Regions from separate parts of the Homo sapiens genome. Here region 1 is linked to region 2. Evidence: chromatin contacts called from ENCODE Hi-C or POLR2A ChIA-PET data. All regions are on one chromosome and are shown on one strand. The core of a region is the stretch at or near the end of the contact, and the rest is flanking DNA. Distances in the headings are between cores, read along the strand shown. Region 1 overlaps ACOXL (acyl-CoA oxidase like). Region 2 holds the start of BUB1 (BUB1 mitotic checkpoint serine/threonine kinase).

Region 1 (5,633 bases), core at 2,457-4,956, 130 kb after region 2:
TTTTTTTTTTTTTTTGAGATGGAGTCTTGCTGTGTCGCCCAGGCTGAAGTGCAGTGGTGTAATCTTGGCTCTCTGCAACCTCTGCCTCCTGGGTTCAAGTGATTCTTTTGCCTCAACCTCCTGAGTACCTGGGATTACAGGCATGCGCCACCATGCCTGGCTCATTTTTGTGTTTTTAGTAGAGATGGGGTTTTGCCATGTTGACCAGGCTGGTCTTGAAATCCTGACTTCGGATGATCCTCCCACCTCAGCCTCCCGAAGTGCTAGGATTACAGGCATAAGTCACCATGCCCAACTGATGTCCCTTATTAAAGGGGCAGACGATAACAAGTGTTGGGGAGGATGTAGAGAAATTAGGACTGTTTGTTATACATTGCTGGTGGGGCTGCAAAATGGTGGCACCAACTAGGAAATCAGTTTGGCCGTTCCTCAAAAGTGTAAAGTTATCATCTTATGACCCAGCAATTCTACTCCTAGGTATGTGTGAAAACGTTGTCTACAAGAGAAATGCAAACCTATATCCACACAATAAATTATACACAAATGTCCATAGCATAATTATTCACAATAGCAAAAAGGGGAAGATAATCCAAATATCCATCGACTGAGGAAACAGGAAATAAAATGTGGTATATCCATACAATGGAATACTATTCAACCATGAAAAGAAATGGAGTACTAACACGTGCTACAACACAGGTGAACCCTGAAAACATTATGCAAGTGAAAGAAGCCAGACATAAAGACCAAATGTGATATGATTCCATCTATGTGAATTTTTTCCCAGAACAGGCACCATAGAGAGAGAAAGTAGGTGAATGGTTGCCAGGGACTGGAGGGAGGGGAGTATGGGGAGGGACTGCTAGTGGGGTGGGGTTTCTTTTTGGGGTGGTGAAATGATTTGGAATAGGATCATGGTGATGGTTGTACAATTTCGTGACTATACTCAAATCCATCAAATTGTACATGAATTTTATGGCATGTGAATTACATCTCAGTTTTTAAAAAGTGGGTCAGTGTGCGGTCTGCACAGTCAGGCTCCGGTGCTGGTTTAATGTCTCAGGAAACCACTACCTCCCATGAGTCAAGCCTTTCTCAGCATCTCTTGGAGAGGGACTCCCCCTGCCCTTATCGGCGCTCTGTCTCAAGGGGGAAGTTCCACGATGGGGAAATCCGAGTGCTTCCCTGTGTATGCACATGGGAGCCACCTGACTTCGTTTCTGGTGGTGCTATGTCCTGCTTTTTTGTGAAACCCCACCTCTCTTTTCCACAGGTTTGGTTCCGTGGCTCCAGATGGACAGTACCATTCGCCTATTAGGAACAAGAGTGCAAGATTCAATGCCATGCTGGCAGCACTGACCCCTTCGAGATTAGCTGTGGCTTTCCAAGCTATGGGTGCCATGAAGGTAATTGACTCTGATTTTAACTTAATTATCTACTGTGAATTCTCTCACGACTCAGGGATGAGTAACAATTCCAGGAGCTGAGCTTCTGGAGCCACAGTTGGTATAATATGGCCAGGGTTCCCGGTTAGATGCTGGGGAGTGCCAGGTGGCCATCCACAGGGAACTTTTCTCCACCCTTCTTAAGAGGGGCTCCCACCCATCTACATCCCAGATGTGTGCTGCTAATCGTGGGGGTGGAGCACAGGCATTGTGGTAAGAGAGCCAGGAGAGATGACCAGGGAGAACGGGATGTTCAGAGCAAACACATCTGCTGGAGAAGCAGCTAAGGGTTGGCCCATGTGGGCAAAGGTCGGCATGTCTTGGCTGAATTCACCTGGGAGTGTTGATCCTCATGTGTCTGTATAGGGTGTAACGTTCTCCATCACAGTCTGGAGGCCATGAGACCAGACCTCCAGGAGCCATCTCTGCCTCCCTGCCCTGCCTCTCCCGTGTATTGGTTGGACAGAGGAGCCTGGAGAGCAAAGCTCTGGAAGGGCCTCCTTCTCCCCAGGGCCCCAGTCTACTTTGTTCTCTGGGCCTTCTCTGTCTCTTTGCCTGAAGGAAAAGCCTGCTTTAAACTCCACTGAGCTTGGTGAAGCTAGAAGAAAAATTAAGTCTCCCCAGGAATATACATCTGGGGCTTGAGTCCAGCTTTTCCATGAAGAAGGAATAAATTTCATTCCCTTGACTCCAGGCCTGACATCAGTCCGGAGTCGTCTGAATAGCAGGAAAGCCCTGCTTTACTTGCTTCGGGGTCGGCCACGCTTCACAGATGGCCTGTCCTGACCCGGGCTTCCCCTTATGATGCTTCCTGTGAGGGGGCACAGCTGTGGCCATCAACACGCGTACGCGGCCTGGCCTCGTGCCCGCCCGTGCACCCCAGTTCCTGTGCTTGTTTTGTGGTGGTTCTTTCAGTGGGGCCGGGTGGGTGTTCAGGTCTGAAGTCCCAGGTCAGGAGGGGCTCAGGTCCCTTGGCTGAACTGTCTGATATTGAATGAGGCCCCAGAAAGCCTTGTGGTGAAGGCACCAGCACAGACAGCATCAGAGTGCCGAGGAAAACTGGTTCCTCAGGTCTGCAACAGAAGCCATTTCAGCCATCCTCAGGACTCCAGAGAGAGGCAAAAATAGAAAAGCCAGACGAGCCTAGGATTGCATGAAAGGGAAGATTGGTTAAACATCGGATGCAGGGTTAGCTGAAGCTGTGATAGCAGTCTCTGCACAATATCCCCTCTAATTGCAGTAGCCTGCAGACCATCCTGACTCAGGGGCCCTCTGAGGAGAGTGCTGGGCGCATATAAAAAACGCAAGGTGGTCAGCGGCCAGGCAGGCTCCTGGGAAACCTTGCACTCTTGCTGGTTTTGATGGGGTGATGATGTGTGAAGGACGTCCATGCCGCCAGCAGCCCTGCAGGCTCATTGGGGTCCACAGTGGGGTTGTGTGGGGCAAGGTGTGGGGTGGTGCAGACCAGACCAGGCAGAGGTGGGAGCCTTCCAGGAGGGCCTTGGTTTTAAATATCACCAGATCTGGAGCGGGGTGGGGGTGGTGTCCCAGGGAGAGGAGCCACAGTGGGTGATTCCTAAAAGGTTCCTGTTCTCCGTTCTACTGGATGTTATCATGGACCAGCCCCTGCCAGGCCCAGGAGGGTCTTGGGGGCCACATTCGCATCAGTTCCTTTATTGGTTGTCTCATGTGCAGACTTCATTCCCGGCAACACGGAGACGTGATCATGATCGTGGGCAGGAAAGCCCTGGGCTCAGCCCTCATCCTGCCCATGACCAGCACTGGGGCCGTGAACAGGCCATAGCGCTCTCTAGGGCTCAGTTTCTTCATGTGTGAAATGGGTCTTAGGATGGTGGTGAGCCATGAGTGAAGGGTGTGTGTGCAGCGCTGGCCCAGAGCGATGCTCCATAGCTGACAGCTGTTATTTGTGTGATGGTTGTTGTTGTTGTTTTTGTTGCTGCTGCTGCCGTTACTGGGAAGACAGGAGTTGGCTAAAGGAAAGGAAGACATGGGCATTCCCATGAAACAAATGCTGGGTACCCTCGCCTCCAAGTAACAAGGCAATGTGCAATGTTTTGCAGAGATGCATAGTGTCCTTTGAATTCCCAGGTGTCTGAAGCAAACCACAGTAACCCGGAGTTAGCACCTGCCCTGCCTATCCAGACCTTGCCAGGCAATGGGATTGTCAGGCAGTGGGAAGACCCCGCACAGAGCCAGCAGGGTCCAGGCACCCTGCCGGACAGTGACCCGGGCCGCTGTGATCTCATCTCCAGCGTCTCTGGTGAGGATGATCTCACCGGCCCTCTTGGCAGCTCTTCCTCTCCTATGGCTCAAACACATGACATATGTTTTCCCGGCTGAAACCTAAGATGGTCCTTCTCCTTCTGCTCTTGCTGATGAGTGGAAAAATGGATCCGTTTCTCCTACGTGCGTTCCTTGTGTATTAAAAAACTGTCACCGCAGCTCCCCACAGTGACATTCACTCAAGGCTGAGCGTGCCCGGTCATTTTAAACTTTGCCCAAATGTCATATTTTTCATGGTTCTCTTTCATTTCCATGGCATTCCTTGGAACTTTCAGGTTTTCTCTTAAAGCCTTGCCATATTGACCATCATCTAATTTGTGTCAGAAATGCCACACCAAATTAAGTGATTACCAAGAACACGAGGAGAAGGAAGCAAATGTGTTTGGGAGGGGAGGGAGTGGGGGCTTGGGAGACCTCTGCAGCCTGTGCTGGGAGGCTGGGAAACCTTTTCAGAAGGAGGAAGCTGGGCACCTGAAAGAGTGAGAAGTGTAAATGAGGTCTGGCCCATTCTCTTGGGTTGATTTTGCGCAGAGGTAAATATTTTAGCTAAGACAAGCTCATCTTGTAAATTAGGTGCTGCACAGTAGCTAGGTCCTACCCCCAGGATGTGTGATTCTGCAGCTCTGGGGTGGGGTGGAGAGTCTGCATTTCTGGGTTCCCGGGTGACACTGCTGCCATGGGCTCTGCTCCTTGAGACCCCTGCACAGAACACATGGATGTGGTTGTGAAATATCAGCACTGTCTCAGCCCCCTTGTCACTCCCTGGGTCCCCAGGATCAAGGCCCAAGTTCTGTTTCTGTATCCAGGATCCTTCATGACTCCTCACTGTACCCCCTCTCTCCACTGGGCCTCTGTCCCTCTGGCCTCATTTCTGTCTCTCCCCTGTGCCACTGTGGGAGGGGGCTTACATGTGCTACCATCCAGCTGGGGATGCCCCCCTTTTGCATGGGTTGTTTTCATGTACATTTCAGAGCTTGTATGACTGTCCCTTCTTCAGAAAGGCCTCAGCCTGCATGTGGTTCCTCTGACACCTGTTCCCAAGGCACTGGACTCCCCACTTGCAGCATGTATTACAACTCATGAGTGTAGCAACTCATGTGCAATAGGTGGGTTCTGTCTCCTTCACTAGCCTAAAAGCTCCACGCAGCTGGGGCCCTGCCAGCCTCATCCACTGCTGTGTGTTCAGCTTCACACACAGGGCTGGGCACATAGCAGACAAACAGCAAATAGGAGTGGAAAGAGTGAATGAGGTCTGAATCAGGATTCACATCCAAAGCCCCTGGCTTATCTCTTAGCAGAGGGAAGCCCTCAGTGCATGTTGGTTCTTGTGCTCCCACATACCAGCCCCCACTGCCGGGTCCATGTTGAGTGGGAAGGAGGATGTTGCTGCCTCTTTGATCTAACTCCACGTGGCCCTTCTGTCCAGAACCAGGAGTCTTCTTTCTTTCTTCCTCTCTGTCGCAGACACTGCTCCCCATAGTATGTGCTTCATGTGTACACACTCGTGCATTGTGCTGTAAGCAGGCACTGGGGTCGTGCTCACCTACACTTGGCAGTGTGGCCCTGGTGGTCTGGGAGTGTGCCCAGGGCTGGGGCTGCAGAGTCACATGCAGCAGCTGAGCTGCGGGGCTGCATGCTGAGTGCAACCAGCATTCTGGGCTGTTTTTTCAGGCACGTGGGTGCTGGGCGGCAGACAACTCAGCCAGTCCTGAGAGCCTGAACGATGATCTCCAAGTTGTACAGCGTGCCACATATGAGATGGGGGTAGCTTTTCCCAGCACCAGGAGCTTCAGGGAGAGCAAAGGGAAGAAACTGGCTTCAGGGGATTCTCAGAACCGGCGATAGACACACAATCTTTTCCTACGGTGTGCATTGTTGGGTATG
Region 2 (5,437 bases), core at 214-2,713:
TAGGGTACATGAAGTATTACACAGCTGTAAAAAAAGAATAAGAAAGAACTTTATGTATTGGTAGAGATCTCCAGGGATATTGTTAGGCAAAAGAGCAGCGTATATATATACTGTTATATTTTATGTGTGGTAAAGGCAAAAAATGTATACAAACGTGCAGACATTTAATATATTATAATAATGTAAATATTTATATTTCCAAAAAGAAACTAGAAAAACGGTTACATGTGACAGAGTGGGACAGTAGTCAGGTACAGGAGTTCTCGGTAAATACTGTTCTAAATCTTCTTTTAGTCATATAAACGCATTGCTTATTTTTAAAACTAAAAAAAATAATAATTCTGAAGTTTGAATGTCTCTCATGTCTTATAGCAGAGGGACAAATCCCTATTTCAGAACCTTTCTTCCAAAATATGTCTAGTAGGCTCGCCCAAGGTAAACATTTCATATTCTAACACCAACCACATTTCTCTAGTAAAATGACCTAAATGCACTGTAATAGTAAAACATCCAGTTCATTAAAGCACATTAATCTTTAGTAAGTCAAAACAGGACCAGGAATATCTGCTTTACCTTTAAAAAAGGGGCGGGGGACTTCTGAAAGAAAATAATTTGCTGGCTAGGTTGAAGGTTACAGAAAAAGTCTTAGAGCAAATGGATTTTTGTTTTGACTGCATTTAACAATCTCGGTCTTCTGATCGCAAAGAACTGATAAAACGGACCAGTTTTACTTCCTGAACCTATGACTTAATTGTTTTAAATGCCTTTAAGTAACAGTCTGGGTAAATCATCTAAGTCATAAAACAAAGGCGTGGGAACTTTAAGTAAAAAGTGAGTGATGTTAGCAGGTTGGCACACATCACTCAATAATGAGCAAAGCTATTTTTTTTCAATTTTTTTTTCTTAAAGTACCCTGTATTCAAAGACTTTTAAAAAATAGCAGTGAGATTATGGATAGGAGAGCAACTTTAAATTCGTTCCCTACTGTAGTCGAATTGTTAAATACGTGACTTTGAAAACGTATCACAAAATCTAAACACAAGGTTCAGGATTTTTGTTAGGTTGAACTGTCAGGAGGGGATTCCTTACAAAGAATAAACGAGAGCTCTGAGGGCCTAACGAATTATCCAGATTGCTCCAAACGGCCACCGCGGCGCAGATGGGCGGACAAGCGCCGGGCCTCAGCGGAACCCAAGGTGCCGGAGCCCTCCCCGGCTCTCAAGCAGCCCACGGCCTTGCTGGGTGGGACACATTCCAAACCCAGGAAGGGGGCGAAGGGGGCAAAAGAAGGCAGGTCTGGGGCGGGCCGGGCCCGAACCCCAGGCGCCCCAGCCCCCTGGGCTTCCCCACCCCACCAGACGGACACTTACTGAAGGACATTTTCCGGGGTGTCCATGGCCAGAGGACGCTGGCCGGCAGCGGCCAAACCTGAACCGCAAACTAGAAGCCGCCGCCGATTCGAATACCCCGCGCAGCCGCAGTCGGCTCGCCGAACGTTTCAGGGCGCCTGCCCATTGGTGGCGGCGGCAGAAGGTTGGCCAATCACCGGGGCCGTTGCTCGGAGGTCAAGTCCCACCTCCCTCCCTTGAGCCAGTAGCTCCTCCCACTTCCCGTGGTTTTCGGTTGAACCGAAACCTGGCCGTTGGCTGAGCGAGCGCGGGGTGTTTGGGATGCGGCACGGCGAGGGGGAGCAGGCTTGGCTCGGGCGTAGGGAATTGGTTTTTTTGTTTTAGCTATCCAGGTTGTGACTGGTTTACATAATTACACGATTAAGCCATCATTGTAGGAAAGGCTTTGCAGGAGAAAAATGTCTTAACTGGAGGTCTTTGAGACAGAAAAACCCTGCCTCAGCCCTTGGGTCCTGAGAGTCGCGTTTCTTCTCCCCTTCGCTTAAATATGTAAACCAGAATCATTATGTTTGGTTCATGGAACGGAGGAAAAAAATCCGTGTGCAGGGTCGAGACTGTCGTGGCGGAAGCCGCAGCACCCGGGAGGCAGGTGGGGAGAAAAAACGGGACCTGCTGCCGGGGACCCCTCCCGCTTTCTGGCAGTTTTCTATTCAGCGTCCTCGGCTGTGAGAAAACATCCCAGATGCTGAAACCAATAGTCTTAGCCCAGAATCTCAAACGCCGTGGCAAAGAGGGAGTGACGACGGCCTGTGGAAAAACCTGAGGAGTTTTGGGCTTAGCGCCTTCATGTAGAGGGGACGTGGAGGCGGGGAGGGCGTTCTAGGGTCGGCTGCGTAATTATACGAGGCACTGGAAAGTGATGGGTTAGTGTCCTTGGAGTAGACCCCTGGGTTTTATTGAACTGATCTGAAAGGCTGGGCCCTGAGCCACACAGGGGACCTGTCAAACAGCTTCAAGCGGAAGATGGGGCTCACGGGACTGGACTCTCTCTGCAGCCAGCTGTAATTAACACAAAAGCAGAAGAGTTTGGGTAGATTATAGAATGCCAGCTTTGAACATCTTTTGGGGGACAGGGCACTCTGGGAGACCAAGTTCTTAGACACCATAAAATCAAAAATAGACACCTCTTTGTAGAGGAGTCCAGATGTCTAAAGAGGAAATATGTAATAGGCTGATGTTTCTTTTGTTTTTTGTTTGTTTGTTTTTTGAAAAGTTAAAATACTAAGTTTATAAAGTGAAAAAGTTACAGTAAGCTAAGGTTGACTTATTGGAAAAAATGTGCTTATACTATGGAATGAGACCACCACTTCTCCTGTTGTCCCTCCCAGCTTCTTCTCCACCACCTCCCCTTTTCCCTAGTTTATAAGACAGGAGAAAAGTGAGACAGCAAAAAGTTAGAAAGAAACAGAAGTAAGATAAATAGCTAGACGACCTTGGCGCCACCACCCGGCCTTGGTGGTTAAAATAATAATAATAATGTTAACCCCTGACCAAAACTACTTGTGTTATCTGTAAGTTCCAGACATTGTATGAGAAAGCGCTGTAAAACTTTTTGTTCTGTTAGCCGATGCATGTAGCCCCCAGTCACGTTCCCCACGCTTGCTCCATCTATCACAACCGTTTCACATGGACCCCCCCCTTCAAGTTGTAAGCCCTTAAAAGGGCTAGGAATTTCTTTTTTGGGGAGCTCGGCTTTTAAGATGCGAGTCTGCCAACGCTCTCGGCCGAATAAACTTCTTCCTTCTTTAATCCAGTGTCAGGAGTTTTGTCTGCGGCTCGTCCTGCTACAATATGTATATCAAGGGTTTCTTGTTGGTGTCTGACACAGACACAGAACCACTGATGCCCAAGCCAGTGCTCTCTACACACAGAAGCCTCCAACCTCATCTTGAGAAACGGGGCCATGAGGCCACCCCAGACACCGAGGGCTCCATGGAGGCTGGGGGGTCCGTGGGACTGGGCACATCCCAGCGGGTCTTGGATCCTGGCCTTTCCCCTTCTTGATGCCAGGACCTACTGAGTGCTCGCAGGTGTGCAATGCTGGGCTGCGGGTGCTGCTTGTGTGGCAAGAAGCCTCGGGGTGCCTCCCTCCTTCTCACACCTTTCCCAGGAGGCATGAAACGGGGATTCATGATCAACCCCGGTGGCTGCTCATGTTGAACTGGTGAAGCTCCCTCCCTGTTGTCTTCTGGGGACATGGAGGGCAGGGCTGGATCCCCTCAAATGAGCTTAAGTGGCACTGCGGACAAGAACGCGCTGCATGGCCCTCGGAATCCTGCATGTGGTAGCCTGACCGGCACCTCAGCCCCTCCCTCATTAAAGCAGCCTATGGAGGGCTCAGCCCAGTGGGCTCAGGGGCTGCTATGGAGAGGGTGTCTGTTCCCTGGAGGATATTCTCAGGGCTCCTTCACTTGCCCTTAGAGATTTCCACCATGAAATACAAAGGCCACAACAGATCAGGTCAGGCTCTTCAGCATCCTAATCCTCCTTGAGCTCGCTAGGTTTTATTTCTTCTGCCTCTTCAGGGTTTGTGTCTATTGCTTTTTGCGCAGGTGCCGGGAGAGGACTTGTTGGCATATGCTGACGGTCGTCTGCACACTTGGGCTCTTCCATATCTGCTCCAGAAGCTGGAGCGTCTCCGGCACTTGCAGAGTCTTTGTCATTCTGGGTTTCAGAAAAGTTGTTGTCCTCAGAGCTTCCATTCTCCTGGTCTGCCCAGGTGGCCTTCGAATGCTGGGGAGCATCCTCAGCTGAGCCTTTGTTGCTGTCTTCCAGGGGCTCCTCTGTCGCTGATGTTTCTTAAGAGTGAGCTGGGAAAGAGTTAGCCTAGTCTTCTCTGCCCCCTGGTCTTTAATAACTTTTTACTCCACATCTCAAAAGTGTTTCAAGAGCCACTTGACGATACAGAATAAAGAGCTGTTCACGCTAGAAGGAGGTTGGGTGGATGTTTCTGCTTCCTTGGCCTCTTGAGTTAAACACCTAAAAAAATAAGGCTGGGCACGGTGGCTCACGCCTGTAATTCCAGCACTTGGGGAGGCCGAGGTGGACAGATCACCTGAGGCTAGGAGTTGGAGGCCAGCCTGGCCAACATAGTGAAACCCCGTCTCTACTAAAAATACAAAAATTAGCCAGGTCCTGTCTCTACTAAAAAACACAAAAATTAGCTGGGTGTGGTGGTGCGCGCCTGTAATCCCAGCTATTCTGGAGGCTGAGGCAGGAGAATCGCTTGAACCCAGGGAGGCAGAGGTTACAGTGAGCTGAGATCGTGCCACTGCACTCCAGCGACAGAGAGGGAGTCCCTCCCAAAAAAAGAAAAAAGACATGCGCGGTGGCTCACGCCTGTAATCCCAGCACTTTGGGAGGCTGAGGCGGGTGGGTCAAGAGGTCAGGAGTTTGAGGCCAGCCTGACCAACATAGTGAAACCCCGTCTCTACTAAAAATACAAAAAATAGCCGGGCGTGGTGGCACGCGCCTATAATCCCAGCTACTCAGGAGGCTGAGGCAGGAGAATCACTTGAACCCGGGAGGCAGAGGTTGCAGTGCGCCGATCGCAACACTTCACTCCAGCCTGAGCGACAGAGCGAGATTCTGTCAGAAAGAGAGAGAGAGAGAGAGAGAGAGAGAAAGAAAGAAAGAAAGAAAGAAAGAAAGAAAGAAAGAAAGAAAAGGAAGAAAGAAAGAAAGAGAAAGAGAGAAAAAAGAAAAACAAAAAACCAAAAACCTAAACAAAAATTTAGCTTGTGGAAATCCCGACGCTCACTGAGTGCGGAAATTTCTTCCAGTGTGTTGATGGCTTTGAATCTACCTGAGTCTCCAATTTGTGGGGTTTATTACTCAAAGGGTAATAAACTCTGAGGTCTTTAGATAAGCGCTGGATTCCGCTAACCATCACAGGAACTAGGACACTTTTGGTTCCATCAACTCAAGTTTTCATCTGCTTCTGATAGTGGCTCAATCAGTAATCAACAGGAAATGTTGATGGAGAAGCCATCACGAGCTAGGTGCAAATTATAACCTTGTCTAACTCA

What was found. Hi-C counts contacts between places; a loop is a spot of excess contacts on that map. ChIA-PET counts read pairs that join two places held with the same protein, here RNA polymerase II (POLR2A). Pooled maps may share reads with other maps.
Region 1: a pooled map shows a loop between it and region 2 (5-fold over the local background). The contact joins the enhancer-like site here to the promoter of BUB1 in region 2. A Hi-C loop is called at or near these places in 7 of 50 pooled maps. POLR2A ChIA-PET finds 5 or more read pairs at or near these places in 3 of 52 experiments (Caco-2, MCF 10A and Panc1).

Annotation. Positions count from the first base shown.
Region 1 is chr2:110,803,990-110,809,622 of GRCh38, forward strand. ACOXL (acyl-CoA oxidase like) reads left to right here. Exons shown (of 18, transcript NM_001142807.4): 9 at 1,274-1,406. Among named protein-coding and RNA genes, the nearest start is that of ACOXL, 74 kb to the left of the region's middle. Within about 2 kb of position 3,707, at least 2 of the 41 ENCODE cell types and tissues checked have a DNase peak (open chromatin) inside an H3K27ac peak, as active enhancers do.
Region 2 is chr2:110,676,600-110,682,036 of GRCh38, forward strand. It overlaps BUB1 (BUB1 mitotic checkpoint serine/threonine kinase), which reads right to left and starts at 1,464. Exons shown (of 25, transcript NM_004336.5): 1 at 1,371-1,464. The coding sequence starts at 1,396. LOC105373554 (a long non-coding RNA gene) reads left to right here and starts at 1,613. Exons shown (of 2, transcript XR_923189.4): 1 at 1,613-1,998. RefSeq lists enhancers at 720-1,640, 1,641-2,561, 2,074-2,133, 2,394-2,483 and a silencer at 1,164-1,563.